Regions from separate parts of the Homo sapiens genome. Here region 2 is linked to region 1. A link is a loop called in an ENCODE intact Hi-C map of the cell type or tissue named here. Cell type or tissue: Caco-2. All regions are shown on one strand. Links, peaks and the distances in the headings refer to the core of each region. The heading gives the core; the rest is flanking DNA.

The links. Hi-C counts contacts between places; a loop is a spot of excess contacts. Peaks named below come from ENCODE experiments on the same cell type or tissue, not always from the same donor. Only the 100,000 strongest peaks of a DNase experiment are listed, where the experiment ranks them.
Region 2: a loop joins it to region 1, with 2.6 times the contacts of the local background. A loop is called at or near these places in 5 of 110 quality-filtered maps.

Annotation. Positions count from the first base shown.
Region 1 is chr10:117,224,690-117,229,080 of GRCh38, reverse strand. No RefSeq gene overlaps it. Among named protein-coding and RNA genes, the nearest start is that of SLC18A2, 14 kb to the left of the region's middle. In Caco-2, for the core only: a CTCF peak has its summit at 2,018; a DNase peak (open chromatin) is centred at 2,053.
Region 2 is chr10:117,426,684-117,431,074 of GRCh38, reverse strand. No RefSeq gene overlaps it. Among named protein-coding and RNA genes, the nearest start is that of PDZD8, 53 kb to the right of the region's middle. In Caco-2, for the core only: no CTCF peak of the experiment used is centred there; a DNase peak (open chromatin) is centred at 2,344.

The DNA.
Region 1 (4,391 bases), core at 249-4,248:
TAGGATGTCGTTCCTGCCCCTGGCCGGGGGAGCCCAGCCAGAAGCAAAATAATCCCATCACTTTGGGAAGCTGAGGGGAGAAGATTGTGAGACCAGTAGTTCAAGACCAGCCTGGGCAATATAGTGAGACCTTGTCTTTACAAAAAAATAAATTAGCCTGGCATGGTGGTGCACGACTATAGTCGCAGCTACTCAGGAAGCTGAGGTGGGAGGATGGCTTGAGCCTGGGAAGTCGAGGCTGCAGTGAGCTCTGATCATGCCACTGCACTCCAGCCTGGGGAACAGACTAAGACCCCATCTCAAAAAAAAGCATGTAGAGGAGGGGGGTTCACTCTCTCTGCTTCCTTTCTCCCTTTTGGAGCAGGATGCTTTTCTCCTCCTGCCTTTAGACATCAGACTCCAGGTTCTTTGGCTTCCTGAGTGAGGAAGGGAAAGACAGAGGGAGGAAGGAAGGGAGTGAAGGAGGGAGGAAAGGAGATATGAAAGGAAGGAGAGAAAGAGGGAGGGAGGAAGGGAAGGAGAGAGAGAGGGAGGGAGGAAGGGAAGGAGGAAAAGAGGGAGGGAAGGAAGGGGAGAAGGAGGGAGGGAGGGAAGAAGGGAAGGAGAGAGGGAAGGAGGAGGAAGGGAAGGATGGAGGGAAAAGGGAGGAAGTGAGGAAGGAAGGAAAGGAGGGAGGGAAGAGGAAGGGAAGAAGGAAGAGAGGGAGGAAGAGGGGAAGGAAGGGAAGGAAGGAAGGAGGGAGGAAGGAAGGAAAGGAGAGAGGGAGGGAGGGAATGAGGAAGGAAGGAAGGGAAGGAGGGAGGAAGGGAGTAAGGGAGAAAGGGAAGGGGAAGGATGGAGGAAGGGAAAGAGGGAGGGAAGGAAGAGAGGGAAGATGCTCTCCTTCAAGCAACATCACCACCACTGACTTCTCCTCCCCTGCGTGCACCCTCTATACAATGGACTGAATATTTGAGTTCCCCCTGTTCATATGTTAAAATCCTAACCCCCAGTGTGATGGTATTAGAAGGTGGGGCCTTCAAGAGCAGTCAGGTCATGAGGGTGGAGCCCTCATGAATAGGATTCATGCCCTTATAAAACAGACCCCAGAGAGCTCTCTAGCCCTCTTTCCATCATGTTAGGATAAGTGAGGAGCCAACCATTTACTCTCCAGAAGAGGTCTCTCACCAGAACCTGACCCTCCTGGCACCATAATTTTGGACTTCCTGCCTCCAGACAGGTGAGCAATGTCTGCCATTTCTCAGGCACGCAGGCTGTGGTGCTTTGTTACAGCAGCCTGAACAGACCAAAGACACCGGCATCCCAGCACCTGGTACACTGTATGACCTTTGTTTTTACCTTGATCTCCCCCCCACCTAAGAACTTGAACCCAAGCCCATGTGAACCCTTGCCTTTCCCCAGAAGGCTTTGCACTGCCTCTCCCAGGTGAGAGGGAGAGCCCTGTCCCAGCTCTCTCCAAATGTGAATCCTCAGAGGACAAGATTGGGTGTCATTAAATGTTGGTCCCTCCACAGACCTAAGCACAAGGCTTTGCACACACACGGAGCTGTGCACAATTATTGCACATTGAGTTTACTTTTGATAATGATATCCTTTTCTGGCAAACTATTCCAATAATTTTTAAAAATATCTTTTATTTTGTGATTGCCTTACTGCAAAACTACGTAGATTGCAAATAAGTTTTGCTTTCAGTCGTTCAAAGGAGCTCAGCATGTGAATGCACAAGATTTTACCGAATTGTTCTCTTTCAGTGGACATCTGCCTTGTTTGTGTTTGATAAATAATGCCATTGCCCATGAAGAATAATGCCATTGTCCATGATAAATAATGCCATTGTCCATGATGAATAATGCCACAAGGAACAATCTCCATGATCACATCTTTCACACCTATGCAATGATCACGTTTGGAAATTCCCAGTGGTGGCACAGTTGGATGGAGAGTGGGAAATTTTCCATTGCGGATAGAGCCCACTGCAAAAACCTATTTCCCCATATTTCATGACTGTTTTCTTCTAGAGAACAGCACCGCCCAGTGGCTGGGAGTGTTTGGGGAAATGCTGGCTGGAATCTCTTCTTCCGTTCATTGGCTGTAAGATCAGGGTCACACCCCTCATCCCCTGAGCTTCAGGGTTTCCTCCACTAAAGAGATGACTCTCAGCCCTCCTGCCTCACATGGCACAATGAATGGAGAAGCGCCGGGAGCCTCACAGCTGTAGGGGTGGTTCCTGCCTTGGGTTCATCCTGGCCAGTCTTGGTCAGCATAGCGTTGAAGGTTCTAGAAGAACGTTGGGTAAGTAGAAACTGTAGATGTAGAATTCTCCTCCATCCACCTCTTGTCTCTCCTCTCCCTCCCAGTCATGTCTCCAACCCCATAACCTGCCAGGGGTGTACAAAAGAACCCCCAGGGCACATGTCCAGCGTGCCTCACAGGCTCAGCTCTTGGCGCTGAACACCCTCATTTCCCTAGGAAATAACTCTTGTTCCTTTTTAAAATTCAGTCTTAGCTGGGTGTAGTGGCCTGTGCCTGTGGTCCCAGATATTCAGAAGGCTGAGGCAGAAGGATCACTTGAACCCAGGAGTTCATAGCCAGCCTGAGCAACATAATGAGACTCCATCTCAAAAAAAAAAAAAAAAGGTTTTAATTCAGTCTTGTTATTCTCAGGCAGAAGTATGTATTTTTCTTTACTATTGTCCATTGAATCTTGCTCCAATTAAACAGCTTCCAATATTCTTCTAGAAGTTTCTCTAGGCAAGACCAAGGGAAGAAAACTTTTGAAGAAAGAAATGAAGATGAGATTGTTCAGAGCAGTGTTACTTGTCTTAGTCCATTTTTTGCTGGTATAACAACACCACAGACTGGATAATTTATCAAGAATAGAAGTTTATGTAGCTCACAGTTATGGAGGCTGGGAAGTCCCAGATCATGGCTCCAGCATCTCGCAAGAGACATTCCATGTTTGAAGATGGAAGGCATCATGTGGTGAGCAGGCACATGAGGCAGCGTAAAAGGAGGCCAGACTCCCAGAAAATAACCCAGTCCTGTGATAACGGCATTAATCCATTCATGAGAGGAGATCTCTCATGACCTAATCATTCCTTAAAGTCTTCACCTCTTAATACCATCAAAATGGCAATTAAATTTCAACATGACTTTGGACATTCTAACCATAACACTCCTCAAAATGGCCAGTTGGCCAACTGCTCTTTCTAGGCACATGATGGGATAGGGAGCTTGGCAAAGACTCTCTTTGAGCAAACTTTAGACCGACCCCTCAGAGCCCTCTTTCTGACTAGGTCTTACCCTGGGGCCCTGTCTTCAGCCTCCCTAGTTCAGTTATAGCAAGAATTCTTCTAAGTCAGCTTATTGAGAGTCTCTCTCCACTCTTGTAATCTGATCTCCCTGACTTGCCTCCAGCAAGATTCTGAAGCCCCCAGCTGTCTCCGCTGTATTCTGAGCTGAGCTTGATCTGGCTCCCCTATTGTGATAGTCTTGACACCTATCAGAATGGTCCAGAATAAAGTCTTCCTTGCTGTTTGAACAAGGGTCAGAATAACTTTTTCTTTAACAATCGTTAACACACTGCGTTCTTCATCAAGAAAGCCTTGCTACCAAAAAAAAACTGCCTGCTGTACTAAACAGTGTTCTTGGGGATATAATTGACTGATGTTCAGGTGCAAGAAACTTATCCTGTTAAGGACGGAAAACAATTGCACGCTTACATTGATCTGGTCCCCAGGCCACACTTTCATTTTTGCTAGTTTGAAATCTACAGTGGGGAGAGAAGGCTGAGGGAGTGAGCAGGGGAAGAGATGCTTTTTCACACCAGCACTCCATCTGGAACGCCAGGAGGCCCTCTCCAACACACCCTCAAAGCCTGGCCAGAGTAGGCTTGGTGGGTGCCAACCAACCTAGGCCTCTGATCCCTGTACTCATGGCAGGATCCTGCTGGTCCCCAGGCAGCAGGTGGGGATGTCAACAGGTGGGGAAAGAGCATTTCCAGTCCCTCTAACTTCTAGGGAGGCTGAGTCCCCATCAGCAAATCTTAGCTTAGGGCCTACCATGTGCTGGCCTCGGTGCCTGTCACTATGGGCATCGATAGTGGAGGCCATGGCCCTGCATATATGGGGTTGACACTCTAGCTGGGCAAGGGCCCAGTGGCATGTGCAGTTAAGCCAGCAAGAACATCTTTTTTTTTTTTTGAGACAGAGTCTCACTCTGTCGCTCAGGATGGAGTGCAATGGCGTGATCTCGGCCCACTGCCACCTCTGCCTCCCAGGTTCAAGTGATTCTCCTGCCTCAGCCTCCCAAGTAGCTGGGATTACAGGTGCATGCCCCCACACCTGGCTAATTTTTATACTTTTAGTAGAGATGGGGTTTCACCATGTTGG
Region 2 (4,391 bases), core at 270-4,269, 200 kb before region 1:
AGCCATGGTGGCTCACACCTGTAATCCCAGTGTTTTGGGAAGCCAAGGCAGGGGAATCACTTAAGACCAGGAATTCAAAACCAGCCTGGGTAACATAGTGAGACCTCATCTCTACAAAAAATTAAAATAAAAATAATTAGCTGGGCATCAATCTCATGACTGGGTATATACCCAAAGGATTATAAATCTTTCTACTATAGAGACACATGCACACATATGTTTATTGTGGCATTCTTTATAGTAGCAAAGACTTGGAACCAACCCAAATGCCCATCAACGATAGACTGGATAAAGAAAATGTGGCACATATACACCATGGAATACTATGCAGCCATAAAAAAGGATGAGTTCATGTCCTTTGCAGGGACATGGATGAAGCTGGAAACCATCATTCTCAGCAAACTAACACAGGAACAGAAAACCAAACACCACATGTTCTCACTCATAAGTGGGGGTTGAACACTGAGAACACATGGACACAGGGAGGGGAATATCACACACCGGGGCCTGTCAAGGGGTGGGGGCCTAGGGGAGGGATAGCATTAGGAGAAATACCTAATGTAGATGACGGGTTGATGGGTGCAGCAAACCACCACGGCACGTGTATATCTATGTAACAAACCTACACTTTCTGCACATGTATCCCAGAACTTAAAGTATAATAAAACAAAATTAGCTGGGCATGGTGATGTGCACCTGTAGTCCTAGCTACTTGGGAGGCTGAGGTGGGAAGATCCCTTGAGCCCAGGAATTCCAGGCTGCAGTGAGCTGTGATCATGTCACTGCACTCCAGCCTGGGTGACAGAACGAGAGATGTCTCTAAAAATATAAAAAATAAAAATAAATTTCAAAGAAGAATAAAACACAAGTGGCTCCATGGCTTCTAGAAAACATACTGGGTTTTGACTTAGAAACCTTGATTCAAGACCTGGCGCTGCTTCTGTGTCACCTGCAGCAAGTCCCTTAAGCTCTCTGCACTGGAGCTTCCTCCTCTTTGAAGTGAGGCTAATGCCAGCTGCTCTGCCAGCCTCATAGGGTGGTGGTGATGCCAAATGGGAATGCATATGCAAAAGAGTTTTGTAAACTGTACAGTGCTGCACAGCTGGGGCTGCTGGGATGTGGGTGTTGATGGATAGGGTAGGGCAAAGTGGAGCTGGTGAGGAGGTACTATGGCCAGATGGAGGCATGGCCAGATGACAAATTGCACTTCTGGTTTCCAATTTCTCTCAAGCCTCAGAGACTCTGCCTTGGACTGTCAGGATGACCTCATCAGAGAAGGGCATTCCTCATTTTTCTCTGGACTCAAATCTCTGACATAAACGTTGGTAAGTAACTTCAAATGCCACTTAACTTTGAAAATTGCATATCAAACAGGTTTTTAAAAATAGAATCCTGTTAGCAGGGCATGGTGGTGAGCACCTGTAATCCCAGCTACTCAGGAGGCTGAAGCAGGAGAATCACTTGAACCTGGGAGGCGGATGTTGCAGTGAGCCAAGATCGTGCCACTGCACTCCAGCCTGGGTGATAGAGCAAGACTCTGTCTCAAAAAAGAATAGAATCCTATCCTGAAGGAAAAATGTGAGTCATCATTCATTCTATGTTAAAGGAAGCTATTGTTAATATCAATTGGACTAGTAGACTACGCACTTTTCACTCTCTCATAATTTTTTTCTTGTGTTTCTATTTGTATTTGGTCTAGTATCTGGTCTAGGAAAACTAGTTTTGCAAAGTGGTTCTAAATGAAATTATGGGATGACCAGAGATAGAGAAATGGTGTGTGCACACAGAGGAAATGTAGAGAGATGATTTTGGAGGCTTAGAGACCACACTTCTGACTCTTTCAATTTGTGCCAACAGATTTCATAAACTACTGGGAGGAACTTTAAGAAGTTTAGTCTTCCTAGTTGAGCTTAATTTAAAAGAAACAGAAAAGCAATTCTCTCATGCTTTTTAAGGGATCAGACAGCTTTGAACGCAAAGAAATATGCTGCTTTTTCCAGATTTCCGTATCAGTGTGTGTGTAAAGAAAAAAAAAAAACCCACTCTAGCTAGCTTAAACAAAAGAGGTTTATCACAAATAGTTTATAGAATTATAGGAAGGGCTGAATAAAAGTACAATTTCCAGTCACAGAATCCAGTAGCAAAATCAGTCTACAAGAGAGTAGCTGGCTCATTAACCATCAGAAAGTTACCTGCTAAACTGAAAAGCTTCCTGCTGAAGCGGCTGCAGAACCACATCACAGCTGCTCTAATGCAAACTAGCAAATGGTGCTCTGCACCCTCTCCACAAAGTCAGTAATCAGACAGGAGACCTCTGCTAACACAGCCCCAATAAAGTCCAATCCCTCCAAGCTGTGCTTGTCAGCTTACGCCTTCCAAATCTTATCTAAGAGTGCCTGACTGCCTAACTGTTAAAGATAACAAAAAATGGCCAGGCGCCGTGGCTCACGCCTGTAATTCCAACACTTTGGGAGGCCAAGGCAGGCGGATCACGAGGTCAGGAGATCGAGACCATCCTGGCTAACACGGTGAAACCCCTTCTCTACTAAAAATACAAAAAAATTAGCCGGGCATGGTGGCACGTGCCTGTAATCCCAGCTACTCGGGAGGCTGAGGCAGGAGAATGGCATGAACCCGGGAGGCGGAGCTTGCAGTGAGCCGAGATCGCACCACTGCACTCCAGCCTGGGCGGCAAAGCAAGACTCCGTCTCAAAAAATAAATAAATAAAAAATAGGAAATGAAGTGAAACATGAATGTTTTACTACCTCAATCCCATTCTCCAATGAGAATCACTATTAACAATTTGGAGTGTAGCCTCTCAGTGATTTTTGTACATCGTTTGCCAGGGAAGGGGGGTGGTTGGATTACATATTGTTCTGCGATTTTTTTTTTTGTCACTTGAATACATATCCTGGACATCTTTCCATGGGAAGACATGTGACTAGCTCATTTTTTAAAAAGAGCTGCTAAGTGTGCTATCGGAGAGATGCCCTACCTGATGGACACTGAGGTCATCTCTAATTATTCCCTGTTATGCATAATGCAAAAGGAACAGCTGTTCAGGCATTTGGAAAAGTCAGATTTCTAGAAGTGAAAACTCTGCACCACATTTTGATGCAATATCTTTCTAATAAGCACGCAGTCAGGAGAATCCATTCAGCCAGCTTTTTAAGACCAAAAAAAACAAAAAAAATAGCCTAAGCCCTAAAGATGTTGATGCAGCAGACACTGATGGAGCCTCAGTTGTCAGCATGAGGGTTTCAAAAACACCCCTCCCCCCGCCCCAATTTCTATCCCTAAGGGGCCTGCCGTTTGCAAAAAGCAGACAGGGTCTTGTTGTGCAAGTGCACAGCTAGTTAGCGTCTGGGCCAGGGAGGTGAAGCAAAAAGGGCCAGGAGAGCAGGAGAGAGGACATGGCTTTGACCTTGATGGGCAGTGGATCCTGGGGGTGTCAGATAGCTAGGGTTAAGAATCCCACTCTGCCACATGGGGGAGGCAGCAGAAAGACTGTGTCACACATCATCTACTAGGTCCCCACATGAAGGGAACTGTTTGGCAAAGTGCGCACCAGGTGCTACAAATCACCCCAAAGTGTGTTTCATCTGCAGCTGGTTTTTTTTTTTTTTTTTTTTTTTTCTTCTTTTTGAGACAGTCTTGCTCTGTCACCCAGGCTGGAGTACAGTGGCATGATCTCGATTCACTGCAACCTCCGCCTCCTGAGTTCAAGCAATTCGTGTCTCATCCTCCCGAGTAGCTGGGATTACAGGTGTGTGCCACCATGCCCGGCTAATTTTTGTATTTTTAGCAGAGATGGGGTTTCACCATGCTGGCCAGGCTGGTCTTGAACTTCTGACCTCAAGTGATCCACCCACCTCAACCTCCCAAAGTGCTGGGATTACAGGCATGAGCCATCATGCCCGGCCTGCAGCCATGTTTAAAACCTTCACTTCAGTTTGTCTACACAAGCTGAGTTGCCCTCATTCCTCCTGCATCTCAGCCAATCCCAGCCTTCACCTGGACATACAGTGACCTTAGCAATAAGAGCTGCAGTGGCCATGTGTCACTGTTCCTGGACCAAACTGAGGGTCAGGCTGCTATTTCTTGTGGCCCAGTAACAAGATGCAGATGAACTGGGGAGGAAGAGAGTTTTTATTTCTGCAACAGGTAACAGGGAGAAGGCCTGGAAATTATTGTCAGACCAACTCAAAATTACAAAGTTTTCCAGAGCTTATATACCTTCTAAGCTACATGTCTACATGTAAGTGTGTAAGTGTGCATTCATCTAAAGACATAAGTGATTAACTTTTTTTAATGCATAACTAAGGTCTGAGTCCTGAAGACCTTCCTCTGGAGCCTCAGTAAATTTACTTAATCTAAATGGGCCCAGGTG